2 separate regions of the Mus musculus genome follow, and region 1 is linked to region 2. Evidence: chromatin contacts called from ENCODE Hi-C or POLR2A ChIA-PET data. All regions are on one chromosome and are shown on one strand. The core of a region is the stretch at or near the end of the contact, and the rest is flanking DNA. Distances in the headings are between cores, read along the strand shown. Region 1 holds the start of 8030443G20Rik (RIKEN cDNA 8030443G20 gene). Region 2 holds the start of Rab3b (RAB3B, member RAS oncogene family).

Region 1 (4,692 bases), core at 2-2,501, 93 kb before region 2:
CTCAAGTCTATGTTCACAAGCATCTCTTTAGAAATTCTCTTAGCTTTTGAAGTGATATCTCTTCCTTGGGCTCTGAGGAAAGCAGTTCTCTCAGCACTGCTTCCCAAAAGGAATGATGTTCATGAAAAACAGGGTCTTTAACAAGCTGATGTCATCTTAGTAACCCCGAGGGCTGAGGTCACTAATGTCCTGATTCTGATTCCTGATGCTACGGTTGTGAGCGTCTGGTGTTTGTGACACTGAGACTTTATGTGGTTTGGGCACTATAAATGTATAGCAGTGACAGGGGTCTTATTTGGGGTGTTGAGGGAGGGAGGTGTGTTTCCAATTCTTCTCTCTCTCAATCTCTCTCTCTCTTTTTTGTTTTGTTTTGTTTTTGTTTTTTTTGAGACAGGGTTTCTCTGTATAGCCCTGGCTGTCCTGGAACTCACTTTGTAGACCAGGCTGGCCTCGAACTTAGAAATCGACCTGCCTCTGCCTCCCGAGTGCTAGGATTAAAGGCGTGCGCCACCACTGCCTGGCAATTCTTCTCTTCTTGAAGGGCTTCATTCAGTCAAGAAACACAGTTTGAACAGAGACTTATTCAGCACAGTAGCAGATATCTGTTTAGGAGAGAAGCATAAGCTTAGTCTGTAATGCTAGGCAAACCAAGCACGAAGAGGCCTGAAGTGGGCTGCCCCACAGAGAGAAGCATCAGGGTGGCTACTGCATTGTGGATTTTAAAGTGATTATATAAATATTTATGAGGTGGGTAGCATATTCATGTGGTAGGTAGGTGATGCTTATTCTGTCCCAAATTGTGGTGGACCAGTTTTTCCTTTTAGGTATTTTCCACCATGATTCCTACCAAGGGGGTGTGGCTGTCAAAACCATAACGAAAGTGATAGAATAATGAACTTAGGTCTTTTGAGGATTCAGACCCACCGATAGAGTACTCGTGGTGTCTTGGCTTCTGTGAGAAGAACCTAACGATCTTCAAGGATATGTAACAACAAAGGGACATTTCTGTTAGCAGATGTGTCAGCAGGATGTAATTACAGTTTGCCTTGGTTACCTCCTATCTTCCTTTACCCCCACCTATTTAGACAGGAACAGTGTCCTTCCTGGCATGGGTGGAAGCTTTCTTGGAAGCTGTCCTTGCAATTTAGCTGTGATTAGCTATAATAGATACAATCATACACGCAAGGACTGTGATGCCTTAAATATGCACTTGGGCTGCAGGGTGGGGGACGCTGTCTTGGGAGCCAGTTAGAGCCTTCCAAGACAGGTGGAACAATCCTCTTATCTGGTCAGCTTGGCTGTCTCATGCCCGCTGCAAGCCCTTTATTTCTCGCCCCGACTGTTCCCAGGTACACTTGTATTAACTTTAACATTCCTTTGAACCATAATATTTTGCTATCGCTGTGTTTTCCTTTGGTTTCTGTTGTGAGGAAAGGGGAGAAGTGGGTTTATTTAGCTTGACTGTTTACAAGGAAATGCACACAAGGAAACAGTTAAACTAAATATATGTTTACAGGGCATCAAGGAAAGCCAAAGCAGGAACCTGATAACGTGAACGGAAGCAGAGACCATGGAGGAAGACCGCTCCCTGCAGTCCCTGCTTGCTTCCCTGCCTTGCTCAGTCTGCAGTATATTTTTATACAACACAGGATCATCTGCCCACTCACAGAGGGCTAGACCCTCCCAAACCAATAATTCATCAAGAAAATACCCGATAGACTGGCTGACAGGCTAATCTGATGGGTATAATATTTCAGTTGGGGTTCCATTTTCCCAGGTGACTCTGATTAGTGTCAAGTTAGTAGAAGCACTCACAGTGACAGTTGCCCTTGAATTTCTGTTAACAAATGGGTAAAACATGGAATAGTCAAAACAATGTTTGATGAACAGTTTTAATTGTTTCGTGTGGTTCCTTGAAAGGGACCACATATTTTAGTACTCTGAGAAGCCTGTCAAAGAGTTTTTCACTAGACTACTCAGCTTGTGTATTATTGACTCTCAGCCAGCTGACACAGTCTTTATTTTCTTGCTGACCAAGACCTGGGGCTTGTTTACCGGTTCCATTGTGATGACTCATTAAGTCTGAGGCAATAAGAACCAAGGAATGTGTGACCCTGTGATGGACTGAGCTGTGCCACCCAACAAATTCATGTGTTCATATCCTAACCCCAGATGACTATCGTGGGAGGTAGGATCTTTGAGAACGCAATCAAGGCAAACAAGGTCACAAGGATGAGGCTCCAATCCTTCACGACCATGTTCTTATGAGAACAGGCAGAAACAATTTTGGCACTAGAAACTGAGCCCATCATAACCACATATTCAATAGATTACTGAACGCTAGCCACCCATTCTGGAATGAGGTTGAACTTTTTTTCTTTTTTGGAACAGGGTCCCGTGTATCCCAGGCCTGCCTCAAACTCCCTAAATAGCTGAGGCTGGCCTAGCTTATAGAGTGCTGAAGTCCAAACCCAGGGTGTCAGACATTTTAGGTGTTTGGTTTTGGACCCTGTGAAAAGGAACCGGGGTGTGCATCTTACATATCAAAGCAGACCTGGCCTCCAGGTTCTCCCAACATCCCTCAACCTGGCATATCCTGCCCCAAACCCTGAACTTTCCAGCCCAGAGGCTGGGCTGCCCTTGCCCCAGAGACTCTTCTCTATATAATCCAGACATTTTCGTTCTGCTCTCTCTCCTTTCTCTTTCTCACTATCCCCCTTCCTCCCTCCCTCCCTTCCTCTCCTCTTTTCTATTTCTCTTCTCTCTCAGAACATATGCCCTTTTCTCTCTTTCTCCCTCCCCTTCCCCATACCCCTTCCCCCCTGGTGACTTCCTGCCCTCGGTCCTTGGGGCCAGTGAACTGGCTTGCTGAAGAGCAGCTTCCCAATAAACCTGCTTTTAATATAACCTAATCTGGCTTGACTTGGCTCATTTCACAGTTGGTGAAGAAATAACCTATCACTAGGTACACACTCTACCAACTGAGCTACATTCCCAGTCTCTTATTTAAAATGTTTATTGTAAAATATATTAAAAAGTCTACAAAATATGAGGTCATGTTAAAAAAATAATAATCAGCAGATACTTGTAAATCTAGCACTAGGGATATAAAGACAGAAGATAAGGAGCTCAAGGCAAGCCTCGGCTACATAGGGAGTTCTAGGCTAGCCTAGGCTACATGAGACCCTGTCTCAGGGGGAAAAAACTCATAAAGAGTGATCAAAAAATAAGTGTTTCCATAAATAGCATTGGTGAAAAATAGGATATTGTCATACAAATGGAGTCTCCCATGGGACTCATTTTTCTGTATATTTCCCTCCCCACAGAGTCATAATAATTTTATAGTAATAATTCCCCTGCTTTTCTTTATATGATCTATGTACCCCTAGACAATATTGTATTAGTCAGGATCCTGGCAGGAGACAGATGATACACTCAAATTAGGATAATTTTAGCAGAGTTAAAGAAACTATTTACGAGAGTGCCAGCAGGATATGATAAGATCCTAAGAATAAATTGCTTTTCTGGAGCTGATAACAGTGTTCTTATCTCTAGGTTTAAGGGGAGAGAATAGAGAACAGGGAGGCAGAGGGGAGGGAAGGAAGTGTACTGGAAATCAGAGACACAGTGGGTTGTGGCAGGAGGGACAGCTGATAGGAGCTGAGACTCACAAGGACAGGGAAGAGCTACACTACAGGAAGGCGCAGTAAAGGACCAGAGAATAACAGCCAACCCTGCCACCCTTTGGAACTTCAGCCTTCCGGGCTCCTTCCCAGGAGATAAACCTAACCAAACCAGAGTCAGAAACCAAAGGAGGCTACTGATGGAAATCTCTGCCTTCCTGGAACCAAAGAAGTATGGCGAGTGAATCCGGAGAGACAAGTGCAGGACAACTAGTGAATGAATGAATACATCTTCATTTCTGTGACCTGTCTCTGGGACCCGTTCACTACAGGAGTTCAAACATATAGCTACATAGTTCATACTCAGTTCTGTATAATAGTCCCCTATGTGAACTGCTTAGCCATTCTGTAGCTGAAGGACCTTTGGGCCCCTTCTAGCTTTCTAATATTTGGAACCAATGTTGCTGTGGACTTCCTAATGTAGATTCCTTGGTACAGGAGTACAAGTTATGTATGCAATTGTTATAACTGCACAAACAACTGAGATAAGTCTTAAACACATCCATACTTGAAATTTGTATACAGTATAAGGTTGGAATGAAAGTTAATTTTCCCATACTAATAATCAATTATTGAATAGTGTTATTTTTTCACAATTGATCTACAAATACTTTCTATGATATAAATTTTGTTTTTTTGTTTGTTTGTTTGGTTGGTTTTTTGGTTTTTTGTTTTTTGTTTTTTGTTTTTTTTTTTTTTTGAGACAAGGTTTCTCTGTATAGCCCTGGCTGTCCTGGAACTCACTTTGTAGACCAGGCTGGCCTCGGACTCAGAAATCCGCCTGCCTCTGCCTCCCGAGTGCTGGGATCAAAGGCGTGCGTCACCACGCCCGGCATAAATTTTGACCTTATTTTGCATCAGGCTTTTTTAAATATAGATTCTTTGCCTATTTTTCTATACTTTTGACAAAAAAATAGGAAATCTTACTTATTTAGTTCTATGACAGACCTTGGTATCTCTATTCCTACTTCTTATGTAGGCCCTAGTCTTGGTCCTTACAGGAATAAGC
Region 2 (5,425 bases), core at 1,568-4,067:
CTTCACTGACCCATCGGCCTTCCTTAAATCCCTCCGCTCCCAACACACTAAGGCTTCTGACTCCCACAAGAGGCCTTTACCAACTTCCATGGTCTTCCTCTGGTTTTTTTCCAAATTTATTTTTATTTTGTGTGGTGTGTGTGTGTGTGTGTGTGTGGGTGTGTAGTGTGTATACATGTGTATGGTGTGTATGTGTATGGTGTGTATGCATGTGTGGTGTGTGTGTGTGTGCATGTGTATGTGGTGTGTGTGTATGTGTGTGCATGTGTGTATGGATGTGTGTGTGGTGTGTGTGGTATATGTGGTATATGCATGTGTGTGTGGTGTGTATGGATGTGTGTATGCATGTGTGTGGTGTGTATGCATATGTGTGGTGTGTATGCATGTGTGTGTGGTGTGTATGCATGTGGTGTGTGTGTGCATGTGTATGTGGTGTGTGTATGTGTATGCATGTGTATGTGGTGTGTGTGGTGTAGGTGGTGTGTATGCATGTGTGTGTGGTGTGTGTGGTGTAGGTGGTGTGTGTGTATGTGTGTGTGTGTATGCATGTGTGTGTGGTGTATGTGGTGTGTATATGTGGTATATGCATGTGTGTGTGGTGTGTATGGATGTGTGTATGCATGTGTGTGGTGTGTATGCATGTGGTGTGTGTGTGTGTGTGCATGTGTATGTGGTGTGTGTATGTGTATGCATGTGTGTGTGGTGTAGGTGGTGTGTGTGTGGTGTATGGACAGAGGCACTTTTACCCTGTGCACATGTGTGCTTCTGAGACACAACCAAGACTGGATACATGTTGGCTTCCTTCCTTCTGATTGGAAGCTGGGAGTCAAGGATGCCATGACACAGCCACCCCTGCACAGCCACCGTGGCTTCTCTGGAGCAGTGCTCTAGAGTTTACAGAACTCTTGTCAGCCCACATAATTCTCCCTGATTCTTACAACCACCATGCTGTTTCCCACTCAATCCATAGGCACTGCACACTTACACCACGCCAGGTGCTCTGTGAACTCACAGAGATGGAGCAGGGATCAATGCCGAGGCTAATGGAGGGCACTGGGCAGCTTCCTCTTTTGCTCCCTTTCTTATTTTTTTATTCCTTTAGACTTAGTTGTTTTTAATGTGTATGAATGTCTTGCCTACGTTTCTGTATGTACACACACCACACTAGTGCCTGGTGCCTGTAAGGGTCAGAAGAGGGAGTCAGATTCCCCCCAGAACTGCAGGTAGGGTGGTTGTGAACCACATGCTGCTCCTGAGAACTGAACCCTTGTCTACAAGAGCAACAAGTGCTCCTGAATGATGAGCCATCTCTCCAGCCATCTCTCCAGCCCAGCCTATTTGTTCGTTTGTTTGTTTGTTTGAGACCGTCACATTTCAAGCTCCAGGGGTTCACCATGTCTCTGTCCCTACAGCTAGAGTTACAGGCACAGAGATGATGGCAGCCTCTTCCACACTGAGGATGTGAATCTAGGTCCTCATATCTGCGAAGCAAGCACACTCCTCTTCTTCTGTTTGGGGATGCAGAAGGGATGTGCTCTATCTGCTTGCATGAGGGCGCACACACACACACAAACACACACACACACACACACACACACACACACACGCGTGCGCGCGCACGCACACACACACACACACTCACTTATTTCGTTTACAGTCTACAGCTTTCCTGTGGATTCTGGGAAGGTGGGATGGAGAAATCCACTTTCACTCCACACCTCTTTTGGCTTCTAGAGGTTGTCATCCTGCCCTCTCAAAGTCTCTTCCACATTTGACACCAAGATAGAATTGCATGTGGATGAATTTTTCTGTTCACTATTCTCTTCTTGCCCATGGCTCCAGTTGGCATTGTAGTCTTGTCCAGTGTTTGCTGTCCTCATGCTGTCAGGAGCCAAGACTCGGCTAGTGCCAAGGTTGTACTCAACCCTCACCTCACACCCATCATCCCTGCAATTTCACTCTCCAAGTTCCCTCAAGGTTTCTCTGCTTCCAGCTACAAGACCCTGCTCCATTCCAGCGCCATTTCCTCCATCCTGACCAGAACTTAGGTGTCCCTCGCCCACAAGCAGGGTCAAGACCCACTCCCCTACCTAGTTCCCGCCCCTTTCTGCGGGGCGGAGTAGACTCAGCTGGCTCCCCACATTTCCCTTCTTCCAAGCTCATCCCCTCCAAGCCCCAACCCTATGTCTCCATCCCTTGAGACCCCTTCGCGGGTACCAGCGGGGCTCGGTTCTACACCCTTTCACTCCCAGCTAACCACACTCACGTCCCGGAAGTTCTCAATCCCACCAGACACCCGTTCCTGCTCTGCGCCCCTTCCTTTCAGCCCTTGCTCTTCTGCTCGTCTCAAAGCCCCTCGAGCCCACCCAGCTCTCCGCCTTCACGCCCCCTTTCGCCTGCCTCCCCTCCATCCTTTCAGCATCCCTCTGCTGCCCTAAGATGTACCCAGCCACCCCTTACTGCCTGTAGTAGCTGCTCATCTGCCCCCAGCCCCAATGGTCGCTGCTTCCCGGCGGACCTGTGCGGAGTGCGAGCCAGCACTCCTGCTTTGCTGCGGTGCGGGTCCCTGGCGGCCTCTCGCAGCCCCTCTCTGAGTCCCCTAGGCTGCCTTGCACTCGGTCCCCGGCTCCCAGGCAGTGCGGAGCCCGGTCGAGGCCGCGCCCCTTACCTCGGATAAGAGCTGGCTCACGGACAGTGCAGCCGGACTGTTGCACTTGGCGATAGTGGGTGAGAGGCAGGCGAGGCGGGTCTGGTTCCCACCTCGGCTACGGAGGGCTGAGGCTCTGGCTGAAGATGGGTTGGGTTCCCGCTGGGTCCAAGCCCCGCCCCTGGGCGGAACCCATGTAAGATCCGCCCCGCCCCTGCGTTCTGGGCTGGTGTAAGGAACCTACAATTTCTTGGGAGCCTTACACCCTATATATCTGGGTGACTTTTATAATCTGCCCACATTCTATAGTTTGCACCTACAGGGTGCTCAGAGGTCTTTGGTGATAATGTAGATGATGATGGCGTCAAGTTTTGCTCTTTCCAAATGCTTTACTCCATTCTCATAAACTCTCAAGGAGGGAGCACAACCTGTCCACAAGTGAAAAATGAGCTAGGAAGCTGGCTATCACCGTCTGCCCCACTCATCACCTCTTCATGGTCCTTGTCGTCTGAGACTGGTAATCCCATCTGAACAAATCCAATCTTCTTCTAGGTTTCCTTTTCTCTGCATAAAGTATCCTGGTTCAGGACTCATGGGACTAATGCAAGAATTCTAATTCCTGCCTTCTTTCCAGCCTCTATACCAGTGACCTGAGGAACCTTTTGAAATGATTTCGACCTTGTTAAGATAACACTCACTGCTTCTCCATGACCAGCAGTAGCATGGAGTTTGCCAACTGGAGTGGTAAATGTTCTTGTCTGAGCCTTAGCAGACCCCAGATCTTCCAGGAGTGGTAGGTCACCTTCAAATTCTTATATGGATTTCACCTTCCATTGTCCTGAGGTCACTGGCCTGACATTTGGGTCTGGAGTTATTATTCTTTTCTTTCTTCCTTTTAATGATTTTTTATTTCATGTGCATTGGTATTTTGCCTGCGCGGATGTCTGTGTGAGGGTGTAGGATCCCTGGAACTGGAGTTACAGACAATTGTGAGCTGTCATGTGAGTGCTAGGATTTGAACCCAGGTCCTCTGGAAGACCAGCCAGTGCTCTTACCCACTGAGCCATCGCTCCAGCTCCTCTTTGTTCTTTTCTATAGTCATCCCCACCCCAGGTCATAGAAGTACGAGTCAGATAAGAAGTCCAGATTTTTCTCAGTTCCGTTATGACTTGTCTAAGATGTTTCTTTCCAGCCTCTCTGCCTCAGCATCAGAGTCCTAATCCTTACAATGTTCGCTAGAGCTGCTTATCAGCCCCTTTAGTCAGGTCCGCGCTGCCCATTTGACTTTCAGCTTCCCCTGTGCTCCCTCTAGAACCCTGGTTCCACCCTCTGCATCTTTAGAATGCTCAGGTTACCTCTTTATCTTTACCGAAACCTTATCCTCCCCCGGGACACTGCTTCCATGGTAGCCCTCTGCAGAAAGGCTCTTCATTTTCTTAACCTCCATGTATCATAACACCAGGAGGTGGGCAGCATTGTCACGCCCACCCTCATACAAAGATTTGCTCTCCTTTGCCCGCGAGCCATATCACAGCCTATGGCTCCTCCACACTGTTCCTCGTGCTCTGAGGAGTTCCTGGGGTACCAGCCCCTTCACTAGCTGCTGCTCCGCCATCCTTCTGGTGACTTCAGTTGCATATGGGGGTCTCCTGACCCTCATCCCTTTGCCTCTGCTTTACATGTTGACTGTGTCATTAACACCTACAGCCACACCTGACCCTCCTACTCACCTAGAACTTCTGGTCTTAAGACCAAACACCCTATGCAGAACTTACTCCCATAAGGCCTAGTTTCCTTTCCTCATTTCAAACTGGGTAACATGAATAACGAGTTGCCCATTCTTCACAGGAACAATGAGATAACATGTAAAACAACCCTTTCAAAGCTGGGAAACAATACAAGAACAGATGGAGATGCTTTCGGTAGCCTCAGGTCTGATGGCTTCCTCCTCCTCTCTCCCCTGAAAGGCCATGTAACATAGAAGAAGGAGCACAGCCTTAGACCCACCAGACTACATTTTTTGTTTTTGTTTTTAGTCCTTGCTCTACCACTTGCTGGCTGAATGATCATAGGTCTGTTACCTCATTTTTCTGACACATGCACCCGTTTCTTATCTTTAGGAAAATCAATAACAAAAACTGTCTCACTGTTGTGAGGAGCAAATGAGAAAATGACACTGGACAGTACTTGATAGAATGCCAGGCACACAGCAGACACTCAATAAATATGAAATACTGTGGTTATTATAACAGAAAAAATGCCATTTTTTTTAATCCACAACTGCCTTCGTAAAAACATGAATCCCAGTGCATAGAAGAGCCTTTTTTTTTTTTTTAATTTAAATCCTGGGCCTTGATGAAGTTTGGGAAATTGGCTGACCAAACTGCTTTGTTTAAAAAGACAGAGAGAGAGAGAGAGAGAGAGAGAGAGAGAGAGAGAGAGAGAGAGAAGAGTTTGGAATTCACTCAGCAAATTAAGAGGAGGTAGGAATAGAGAAGGGAGAGGACAAACACAGCGATGAGTAAGGAAGTCAGTGGAGTGGCTCAGTGGGTAAAGCACTTGCCCCAAGGTCCTGAGGACATAAGTTCAGATCCCTAGAACCCACCAGACACCATCAGACCAGTCTGTAATCCTAGCATTTCTACACTGAGACAGGAGGTGGAGACAGGAGAATTCCTGGTATATGTAGCCTCAAATAAGAAACTCTGTATCAAAGTAGGGTGGAATGTGAGGGCTGACACCCGAGGTTGTCCTCTGACTTCCATGTGTGCATCATAA

What was found. Hi-C counts contacts between places; a loop is a spot of excess contacts on that map. ChIA-PET counts read pairs that join two places held with the same protein, here RNA polymerase II (POLR2A).
Region 1: a loop to region 2 is called in a map of mouse embryonic stem cell, with 2.7 times the contacts of the local background. The contact joins the promoter of 8030443G20Rik here to the promoter of Rab3b in region 2. A Hi-C loop is called at or near these places in 33 of 37 maps with a recorded cell type or tissue (CH12.LX, CH12F3, ES-E14 and 12 more). POLR2A ChIA-PET finds 5 or more read pairs at or near these places in 1 of 5 experiments (embryonic stem cell).

What each region holds. Positions count from the first base shown.
Region 1 is chr4:108,968,636-108,973,327 of GRCm38, reverse strand. It overlaps 8030443G20Rik (RIKEN cDNA 8030443G20 gene), which reads left to right and starts at 1,251. Exons shown (of 6, transcript NR_040664.1): 1 at 1,251-1,349.
Region 2 is chr4:108,876,462-108,881,886 of GRCm38, reverse strand. Rab3b (RAB3B, member RAS oncogene family) reads right to left here and starts at 2,817. Exons shown (of 5, transcript NM_023537.5): 1 at 2,669-2,817.